Regions from separate parts of the Homo sapiens genome. Here region 2 is linked to region 1. A link is an interaction called in ENCODE POLR2A ChIA-PET data of the cell type or tissue named here. Cell type or tissue: Caco-2. All regions are shown on one strand. Links, peaks and the distances in the headings refer to the core of each region. The heading gives the core; the rest is flanking DNA.

The links. ChIA-PET counts read pairs that join two places held together with the same protein. Peaks named below come from ENCODE experiments on the same cell type or tissue, not always from the same donor. Only the 100,000 strongest peaks of a DNase experiment are listed, where the experiment ranks them.
Region 2: POLR2A ChIA-PET joins it to region 1 with 6 read pairs; 2 of 35 experiments call an interaction of 5 or more read pairs at or near these places.

Annotation. Positions count from the first base shown.
Region 1 is chr15:90,735,811-90,741,322 of GRCh38, forward strand. All of the region lies in intron 1 of BLM (BLM RecQ like helicase), which reads left to right. Among named protein-coding and RNA genes, the nearest start is that of BLM, 21 kb to the left of the region's middle. In Caco-2, for the core only: no CTCF peak of the experiment used is centred there; no DNase peak of the experiment used is centred there.
Region 2 is chr15:90,871,770-90,876,844 of GRCh38, forward strand. FURIN (furin, paired basic amino acid cleaving enzyme) reads left to right here. Exons shown (of 16, transcript NM_002569.4): 2 at 3,813-4,148; 3 at 4,486-4,584; 4 at 4,693-4,788. The coding sequence starts at 3,972. Among named protein-coding and RNA genes, the nearest start is that of FURIN, 5.7 kb to the left of the region's middle. RefSeq lists a silencer at 1-450 and enhancers at 551-740, 1,001-1,050. In Caco-2, for the core only: no CTCF peak of the experiment used is centred there; a DNase peak (open chromatin) is centred at 2,572.

The DNA of each region.
Region 1 (5,512 bases), core at 1,878-4,377:
GATTACAAAAATGAAAAACACCATAAGCAAATTTAAAAGATAGATGAGAAACCAGGAAAAAAATCTGCAAAATACATTTTAAAGACCTACTATCCCTAGTCTAAATTGAGAGAAAAAAATACTAAAATTTGGTTAAAAAGGCAGAATACATGAGCAGATACAATTTTTTAAAAAGATTCAAAAACCATCCTTAAATATGTGAAGAAAATATTCAATTTCACCTAAACAGGAAGTGTAAATTTAAAGCTGCACTGAAATACCGTTTCTCACCTATCAGCTCTGCACTAATTAGAAAGCTTCACAAGAAGCCCCATTGGTGAGGCTGTGAGGAATGCAAACTTGTAAAACCTCCTTTGAGGGAGAAGTTGGCAATCCAGCAGACTACACATGCATTTGCCCTTTGACCCAGCCATTCCACTTGTAGAAATATTCCCTAAAGATACATTTTCTTTTCTTTCTTTCCTTTTTTTTTGAGACAGGGTCTTGCTTGTTGCCCAGGCTGAAGTGCAGTAGTGTGATCTTGGCTCACTGCAGCTCAAACTCCCAGGCTCAATTGATCCCACCTTGGCCTCTGGAGTAGCTGGGACCACAAGTGCATGCCACCACGCCTTACTAATTTAAAAATTTTTTTTATAGAGACGGAGTCTCACCATGTTGCCCAGGCTGGTCTTGAACTCCTGGACTCAAGCAATCCTGTCTCTGCCTCCCAAATTGCTGGGATGACAGGTGTGAGCCACCGTGCCCGGCCTTACGTTTTCAACAGTAGGGAAATATGAATGCACAAAGTTATTTGTTGCAGCATTATTTGTAATTGTAAAATATCAGGGAATACCTTAAATGTCCATACAGGAAATTTGTTGGTAAATATCTACACAATGGAGTACTGTACAGCTGTAAAGAAGAATGAGGAAAATCTTTGCAAACGGGTGTAGAGTGATTTCTAACATGAATGGAAAGCGTACATACAGTGTGCTATTTTTTATGTAAGAAAGAAGGGAAAATATGAGACTCTAATGTCTGCTTATTTTGCAAAAAGAAAAACAGGAAAGATAAATCAGAAATTATTGAAATTGATAACCCACAGGAAGTAGATGGCAAAGGATGGAGAGGGAAGAACACTTCTCTGTGGGGAAAAACAGTCTTTTATGTAGTTTTAACTTTTAGAACTATGTAAATGTTTTATATATTCAAAAATCAAATCCACAAGAACAGTACAAACACAAACTAATCTAATTCAAATGATGAATGTAATCACCCTGAAGGTGAGGTGGGACTGACCAATCAAGTAACTTTTGAATATAGTACTTTAATTATGTACCCTTAATCTGAAGAAAGAAATGCAACTGAATTTTGAACTCTTCTTAGTAGGTTTTTTTTTTTTAGTGACAGGAGTGTAGCAATTTGAAATTACTTCCTATAGTTTCAGATTGAATAAATGAATAAATATATGATGGTTTTTTCTATGAATTTTAAGATAGATGGATAGATCAATGGATGTATAGCTGTAGATACAGAAATAGATAGAAGTGTTTATATTTCCTAGATCTGTCTACTAAAAGGGCCTAGGAGCAATGATATGCAAGTAGCAGATCATATCTAATGGCCAGGTCTTAGATTTTAAAGATTTTTCCTCATTAAAATAAATGAAGGCTGTTTGAGGAAATGGTGATTCTATGGCTGAAGCAGGAAAAGTAAATGAAGACCATGAATGTTGTGCCAGGTAATAAGAAAGTGCCTGATGGGAACACTTTAAAGGACAGAGGAACCAATGGATTAAAGAAGAAAACAAGAGACATTAGAGTATATCTTGAGACAATGAAAACGAAAACACAACATGCCAAAACTCATGGAATACAGTGAAAGCAGTACTAGAAAGGAAATTTATAGCTACAAATGCTTACATTAAAAAAGAAAGATCTGAAATCAACAATTTAACTTCACACTTAAAGGAACAGTAAAAAGAACAAACCAAACCCAAAGCTACAGAAACAAGGAAATAATAAATATTAGGGCAGAGATAAACAAAACAGGGACTAGAAAAGCAGTAGAGAAATTGACAAAACAGAATTGATTCTTTGAAATGATAAAAAAATTGATAAAACTTTAGCCAGATGGACTAAGAAAAAATAAGACAAATTACTAAAATCAGAAGTGAACAAGGGGACATTATAACTGATTTACAGAAGTAAAAAGATTTATAAGAGAATATTGTGAGCAAATGTATGCCAACAAATTTGATAACATAAATGAAATGGATAAATTCCTCAAAACACATAACCACCAAGACAGAATCATGAAGAAACAGAAAATCTGAACAGACCTATAACTAGTAAGGAGATTGAGTTAGTAATCAGGTATCACCCAACAAAGAAAAGCTCAGGGCCAGATGGCCTCACTGGTCATTTCTAACCAATATTTAAAGAAGAATTAAGTCCAATTTTCCTCAAGCTCTTCCAATTAATGATATATTTGATAAAGGGTTAATACCCAGGATATATAAAGAACTCCTCAGCACTTTGGGAGGCTGCCGGGACGGGAGAATTTCTTGAGCCTAGGAGTTGGAGACCAGCCTAGGCAACATGGTGAAACCCTGGCTCTACAAAAAATTTAAAAATTTGCCAGGTGTGATGGTACTTTGCTGTGGTCCCAGCTACTCCGTAGGCTGAGGTGGGAGGACCACTTGAGCCCGGGAGGTCGAGGCAGCCGTGAGCTGTTGCACTCCAGCCTGGGTGACAGAGTGAAACCCTGTTTCAAAAAACAAAACAAAACAAAACAAAACAAAACAAAACAAAAACTCATACAGCTCAACAAATAACCCATTTAGAAAATAGAGAAAGGACTCGAATAGACACTTCACCAAAGAAGATATACAAATGGCCAATAAGCAAATGAAAAGATGCCTATTATCACTAATCATTAGAGAAAGGCAAATCAAAACCAGGAGATAAGACCTCACACCTGTTAGAATGCCTGTTATAAAACAAAACAACAACCAGAAAATAACAAGTGTTGCTGAGGATGTGGAGAAATTAGGATGTGGAAAAATGGGAAGCCCTGTGCATTATTTATAGCAATGTGAAATGGTGCAACCACTGTGGAGAACAGTGTGGTGGTTCCTTAAAAATTAAACATAAATTACCATATGATTCAGCAATTCTCAAAAAGATATTTGTACACCCATGTTCATAACAGCATTATTCACAATAGCCAAAAGGTGGAAGCAACCCTAACGTCCTTGAATGGATAAGAAAATGTGGTATGTATCTACAGTTAGATATTATTCAGCCTTAAAAAGGAAGGAGCGGCCAGGCGCGGTGGCTCACACTTGTAATCCCAGCCCTTTGGGAGGCTGAGACAGGCAGATCACAAGGTCACAGGTTCAAGACCAGCCTGGCCAACATGGTGAAACCCCGTCTCTACTAAAAATACAAAACAGAAAAATTAGCTGGGCTTGATGGCACGCACCTGTAATCCCAGCTACTCAGGAGGCTCGGGCAGGAGAATCACTTGAACCCGGGAGGCAGAGGTTGCAGTGAGCTGAGATTGCGCCACTGCACCCCAGCCTGGGCAACAGAGCAAGACTCCATCTCAAAAAATATTAATAATAATAAAGGAAGGAGCCTGGCATGGTGACTCATACCTGTAATCCCAGCTACTCCGGAGGCAGAGGTGGGAGGATCATTAGAGCTCAGGAGATTGAGGCTGCAGCGAGCTCTGCACACAGGAAATTCTGACACATGTCTCACAACATAGATAAAGCTTGAGAACACTGTGCTGAGTGAAATAAGCCAGTCCCGAAAAGGCAAATACTGTATGATTCCACTTACAGTGTGAATACATTATGATTCCCATACTGTATGAGTCTGCTGATGACAAACTATTGTTTTTTTGATAATCTGGAAGTGTCTCTATTTCTTGTGGCATTTTAAATAACAGCTGTATTGTTTTTAAATTATTATTTGTTTATTTTTTTGAGACAGGGTCTTGCTCTGTTGCCCAGGTTAGAGTGCAGTGGTGCAATCACAGCTCACTGCAGCCTCGACTTCCTGGTTGAGCAGTCCTCCCACCTCAGCTTCCCAAGTAGCTGGGACAACAGGCATGCACCATCATTCCTGGCTAATCTTTTGTATTTTTTGTAGAGATGGGGTTTCACCATATTGCCCAGGCTGGTCTCCAACTCCTGGGCTCAAGCGATCCCCCCGCCTCAGCCTTCCAAAGGGCTGGGATTACAGGCATGAGCTACTGTGTCTGGCCTGAATGACAGGTCTATTGAAATACATTACACATATAAAATTCACCCATTAAACTGTACAATCCAATGGCTTTGAGTATATTCACAGTTATGCAACCATCACCGCAATCAATGTTGGAACATTTTCATCAGCCCACAGAGAAATTTGCATACCCCTTGCCATCATCCCCAAATCCTCTCATCTTTCCCAACCCTAGGCAATCAGTAGTCTACACTGTATCCATGGATATGTCTATTCTTATACATTTCATATAAATGGAATCATACACTAGTTCATCTTTTGTGGCTGGATTCTTTCACTTAACATAATGGTTTCAAGGCTCGTCATTACTGTAGCATTTATCAGTACTATATTTTTTTGTGTGGCCAAATAACATTTTGTTGAATGGATATACACATTTTATTTATCCATTCATCACTTGATGGACATTTGAGTGGTTTCTGAATTTGGCTATTGTGAATAATGCTCCTGTGAACAATTTGTGTACAAGTATTTATTTTGAGTACCCATTTTTCACTCTTTCGCATATATAGCTAGGAGTGAAATTGCTGGGTTACATGGTGATATGGTTTGCCTGTGTCCCCATTGAAATCTCATCTTGAACTGTGGCTCCCATAATCCCCATGTGTCATGGGAGGGACCTCGTGGGAGGTAATTGAATCATGGGTTTTTCCCATGCTGTTCTTGTGAGAGTGAATAAGTCTCACGAGAGCTGATGGTTTTATAAAAGGCAGTTCCCCTGCACACACTTTCTTGCCTGCCACCATATAAGATGTGCCTTTGCCCCTCCTTTGCCTTCTGCCATGATTGTGAGGCCTCCCCAGCCATGTGGAACTGAGTCCATTAAACCTCTTTTTCTTTATAAATTACCCACTCTCAGGTGTTTCTTCATAGCAGTATGAAAATGGACTAGAACACGTGGTGACTATGTTTCGTTTTTTGAGGTACTGCTTGACTGTTTTCCAAAGTGGCTGTGCCATTTTAGAGTCCTACCAGCAGTGTATGAGGGTTCTGATTTCCCCACATTGTTGCCAACACTTATCTGTTGCTTTTATTATAGCTACTTTTTAAAAATAACAGCTTTATTGAGATATAATTCATATACCATGAAATTCACCTTTAAAAACCTAGTGTACAATTCACTGCCCTTGATTTGTGAAAGATATTTTTTCTGGGAAAAGAATTCTGGGTTAATTTCTATCAGCACATCGAAGATATCATTCCACTGTCTTTTGATTTTCATTTTTGCTAAAGAGAAA
Region 2 (5,075 bases), core at 1,515-4,014, 140 kb after region 1:
AGCCCTGACCCGGGTCCCCCGGGGCCCGGCTGCCCGCCGGCTTTCCGGAACTGGCCCCGGGGCCGGCCCCGAGGGTGGAGCTGCCGGGAGCAGACAGGGCGCTCCGCAGCCCACCTGAGCGCGCCGGGCCCGTCTCGGCCCCCCGGCCGTGGCTGGTACTTTTCCGCGTGGGGCCAGGGCGAGCCCTCTGACCTCAGGAAGCGCCTGCGGGGCCCCTGCTGGGGGCGGGATGGGGAGAAAATTCCGCAGGCGCCGGGTGCTCCAGCCTCCCCGCCGCCACCGGGGCTGCCGCCGGCTCGCCCACTCCGCGGCCGAGGAGGGCCTGCGTTCCGCCCGGGGAGGGGAGGAGCGGCCGGGGGCGAGGCGGGGGCTCCTTCGCTTGGGCCTCGCCCCCGCCCGCACACCTGTGCGGCCAGGACTCGGGTGCGGGATCCGCGGGCGCCGGCGGCCGGCGCAGGTAGGTCCCTGGGCTGCCTTCTGCCGCGGCCTGGCCGAGGCCCCTGTGCCCCCGCTGTGTGGCTGGACCAAGGGGCGGCCTGCTTGCCAGACAGGTCTGACGGCAGTCACTTGTCTGGTCAGAACCCGCTTTCCCATCATCCTCTACCCCCTGGCCCCTGGGGTGCAGACCCTCATCCACCGGAGAGTGTTGGGATTCCTATTCTGACTTGGGAAGTGCGAGGAGAACCCGGGTGATATGGCCTGGTGAGGGCGGGTGCTGAGCAGGTGTGGACACAGCATAGGAGATTAGCCAAGCCTGACCTCTTCTCAAGCAGGGCAGCCCTCGTTTTACTATTTCCTATATTGGGCTTCTACGGAGCATTTGATTTTTAAAAAGGATTCTGTGGCTTTTTAAAAAGTTTGAAAGCCGCTGGTCCAGCAGTTTTTACCACCAAGGAAACTGAGGCCCAGGGAGAGGAAGTGACTTGTTAAGATCATCCAGCAAATAGTGGGCAGGGACTGGGAGCGATAAATTCACGGGAGCCTCCCAGGGCTGGTAACAGGACCCCGCGTGGTGTCTCTGCTAGAGGGAGAGACTGATTGGGTGTCCGAGTGGCCCTCCCGTGGCCTGCTCTGTGGCTGTGTCAGAGCCAGACCCCCAGTGTCTGGGAAACAGCAGTCGGTCCTGGGGTGAGGCGCAATTTGAGTGGCCCAGAGTGGCTCTCTGTGTCAGGAGGTTCTGGTGCTGGAGAAAAGGGCTTTGCCCAAGAACACAGCCAGGAAGAGCACCCACAGCTCTCTCTGGCCACAGCCTGGAACAGAGTCCCATGTGAAACAAGACCATGAGAAATACAGCAAGCCTCCAGGTTTGAGACAAACTGGGACTAGAGGGTGAGTCAGAGTCTGGGATGGGGGTGGGGAGAAACCCATTCATTCATTGTTTTCAGTTCTTACTCTTTTCGGGGATCCTCCCTTGTCCCACATGCTGTGGCAGAGCCGTCTGTGGGGGTCTCATTTTCTGGAAGCCATCCCCACCCCTCACCATGGCTGGGGTTGTTGGATAGAGGGAGGCTGGCCCTCTTTCTTTGGGGGGACTGTTCAGTTGCGCCTGACGCCTGCTTTCTTTCCGAGTGCTGCAAGGTAATTAAATAGTTGGTTAATCACTTTTAACGCCAAACAGCTGCGGCTCCATCTACAGTGTGCTGGAATCTGGGCTAGACCCAGATGAACCCAGCCTCGATTTGGGGGCTCCAGCAGGACTCACAGCACGGTGGTTGGTGGTGGTGGGGGCAGGGGGGTGGTTGCATGACATCTGGACCCAAGAGGCAGCTGTTGTGGCAGCAAGAGAGAGGAGAGAGATGAGGCCCCGTTCCTATATGGCTCTGCTCCCAGGGTCCCACATCCTCTGTTAAATGAGGGACTTGGGGTGGGGGGGGCGGTCCTTCCATCCCCTAGGGCTGGGGCGCCTAGCTGCCCAGCCATTGATCAGGCCAGCTTTCTGGAACCAACCACCCAAAGCACCATGGGGCTGTGGTTCCGAGGCCTGCCCTGGAAGTCCTGTGGAGTCTGCCCGCAGGGATGTGCAGGAGCTGTATTGTAGATGTCTCCTGCCATCAGCTGTCAGGTTATTTTGGTCCAAACTGAAAATACTCCAGGAATTGTGTGTGGAGTACCCCCAGCCTGCAGGGTGGGACTGCAGCAGTCAGGGAGGCCGGTTGTGTCTAAGGGCAGCTTCTGGAGAAGCAAGGAGTTTTCTGTGGTGAGCCTGCCTCTCTAGCTCCCCAGGGCCTACGTGAGCTGGGGTGCCTTCCTTTTGGTATCCGGCAGAGTGGCCTTGGCTATGGAAGTGCTAAGGGCATCCAGGGCCCTGCTGCTGCTCAGGGAGCTTGGCACTGATATGGGATACCCCCAGCAGCACTGCTGGGACCTCCCCTAGCTTCCCCCCCTTCCTCCAGGGCCTTGGCTTCTGGCTAGTCAGGGGCACTATGTGGGGACAGTTATGTGGCCCCGGGCAGAGAGAGGTCCCGCCGTCTGTTTGCTGAAGGAGGAAAAACAACACTCGGACTATTGATTCAGTCTCACCTTGGCGCTCCTGGCTCAGCAGCCAGTGTTTGCCCTGGCTGCCTGGGCTCGGATTACGCAAGGCTGGTGGGCGTGGAGCAAGCAAGGGGGCAGCTGGGGGCCTCCAGGCCCAGGCAGGGCAGGGCTTGGCGGCCCCAGCGTTCCCCAGGAAACTGTAAAAACGAGTCTGGGGCCCTGACTTTGCTGATAGCGGCCATCTCAGCCATAGAGGGAGGTGAAGCCTCTGTGATCTCCACCCCCGCACCCCCTCAGGACATGGCCCCTAAAAGCACCATCCCATTTAGGGTCACCCATTTTCTTCCTAGGAGCTGTGGGGCTTTGCGAATAACTCCCTATGGCTGAATCTGCTTTGCTGAACTAGGAAACCCTAGTGAGTTGTATAGATGCCATTCATTTAAGAACCTTGAAAAGCCAACATCTTATTCCCATGTAAAACATACCTAGGTGATTTGGAGAATACAGTGACACAAAGAAGAAAATAACAATTACTTGTAATTCTCACCATCTTGAGAGAACCACCGTTAACATTTTTTAGCGTGTGTATCCTTCCAGATTTCGCTTTAGTTTGTATAAATATACATGTATAAATAGTTTTTAAAAAATAAAATGGGATTATGTGTACATACTGCTTTATAATGCATCTTCTTTACCTTGATCATGGTGAACATTTATTCATTTGTTGTTTCTGATTTTGAGTGACTCAGGGCTTGATAGTCTTCATCCTGCTTCTTCTGTTACACTTTTTTTTTTTTTTTTTTTTTTGAGAGGGAGTATCGTTCTGTCGCACAGACTGGGAATGCAGTGGCGCGATCTTGGCTCACTGCAACCTCCACCTCCTGGGCTCAAGCAATTCTTGTGCCTCAGCCTCCCAAGTCGCTGGCACTACAAGCACCCGCCACCACACTTGGCTCATGTTTGTATTTTTAGTAGAGACGAGGTTGCACCATGTTGGCCAGGCTGGCCTCGAACTCCTGACCTCAGGTGATCCACCCGCCTCAGCCTCCCAAAGTGCTGGATGACAGAAGTGAGCCACCATGCCTGGCCCTTCTGTTACATTTCTTATATTCTTGCATGGAGAAAGGATTGGGGGGGATTGTGAGGGCATCCATCTGTCCATCTATGTGGCTGGCCTTGGGGGCTAGATTTCTTCTGGGGAGGACTAATTTTTTTACCCTTCTCCCCCAGATCTCATTTCAGGCCCCAATTGAAACTTGGGGTGGGCAGGGCAGCTTTAGTGCGTAGCAGGGGAGGAACTGACCCTCTCTCCCCTTTTCCCCTCTTGTTCCTCTCAGGGTCGGCACTCTTCACCCTCCCGAGCCCTGCCCGTCTCGGCCCCATGCCCCCACCAGTCAGCCCCGGGCCACAGGCAGTGAGCAGGCACCTGGGAGCCGAGGCCCTGTGACCAGGCCAAGGAGACGGGCGCTCCAGGGTCCCAGCCACCTGTCCCCCCCATGGAGCTGAGGCCCTGGTTGCTATGGGTGGTAGCAGCAACAGGAACCTTGGTCCTGCTAGCAGCTGATGCTCAGGGCCAGAAGGTCTTCACCAACACGTGGGCTGTGCGCATCCCTGGAGGCCCAGCGGTGGCCAACAGTGTGGCACGGAAGCATGGGTTCCTCAACCTGGGCCAGGTAGGTGTTCCCCCACAGGACACTGCCAGGGGGTGGGACCAGAGAAGACAGGGATTCTGGGAGCAGGAGCTGTTGGCCTTGTTTGCTCAGGGGCATCTGGGTAGCCGGCATGTTCTGGGTGGCCATGAGCAAAGCACAGGTGGTTCAGGCAAGCAGCATATCCCAGTGAGAGTGAGTCCTCATGGTCCCCGCATTTTGCTGGGTCCCGGACAGGGAGCAGATGCCCCGCACCCCCGACCGTGGCGAGCCTCCCATGAAGCCGTTGTCCACCCCCGTCCCCCGCCTCCCGGGGACTGACAGATGGAAAGCCCAGCTCAGTCTCCCTGCTCTATTGCAGATCTTCGGGGACTATTACCACTTCTGGCATCGAGGAGTGACGAAGCGGTCCCTGTCGCCTCACCGCCCGCGGCACAGCCGGCTGCAGAGGGAGCCTCAAGTGAGTGTGGCCCCAGCCCCCTCCTGCTGCCACCCTCCCCCTCCTGCTCTCAGGAGCCCCTCTCGCCTCCTGCTCCACCCACACCATCTCTCCCTCACTCCCCCACAGGTACAGTGGCTGGAACAGCAGGTGGCAAAGCGACGGACTAAACGGGACGTGTACCAGGAGCCCACAGACCCCAAGTTTCCTCAGCAGTGGTACCTGGTACGTGGCCTTCTTCGCTGCTGGGACCTCCTCCCCAGATGCACCATCCACCCACTATGAGCTCTTGGATGGAGGAGGCTGTCTTCGAGGCCTCCTCTGATTCGTTTCCTTTCCTCCTGCTGGGCAGTCTCTCCTTGGCCCATCCTAATAAGCAAGCCTGGGGGTGGCCCTCCCAGAGTCCTCTACATTCCCATGGAGTCCAGACAGCCAGTGGCGGCCTTTCAGGAGCAGGGATGGTACAGGAGGAGGTTTTACGGGGGCAAAGGGATTCTTCAAGATGCTCCTAG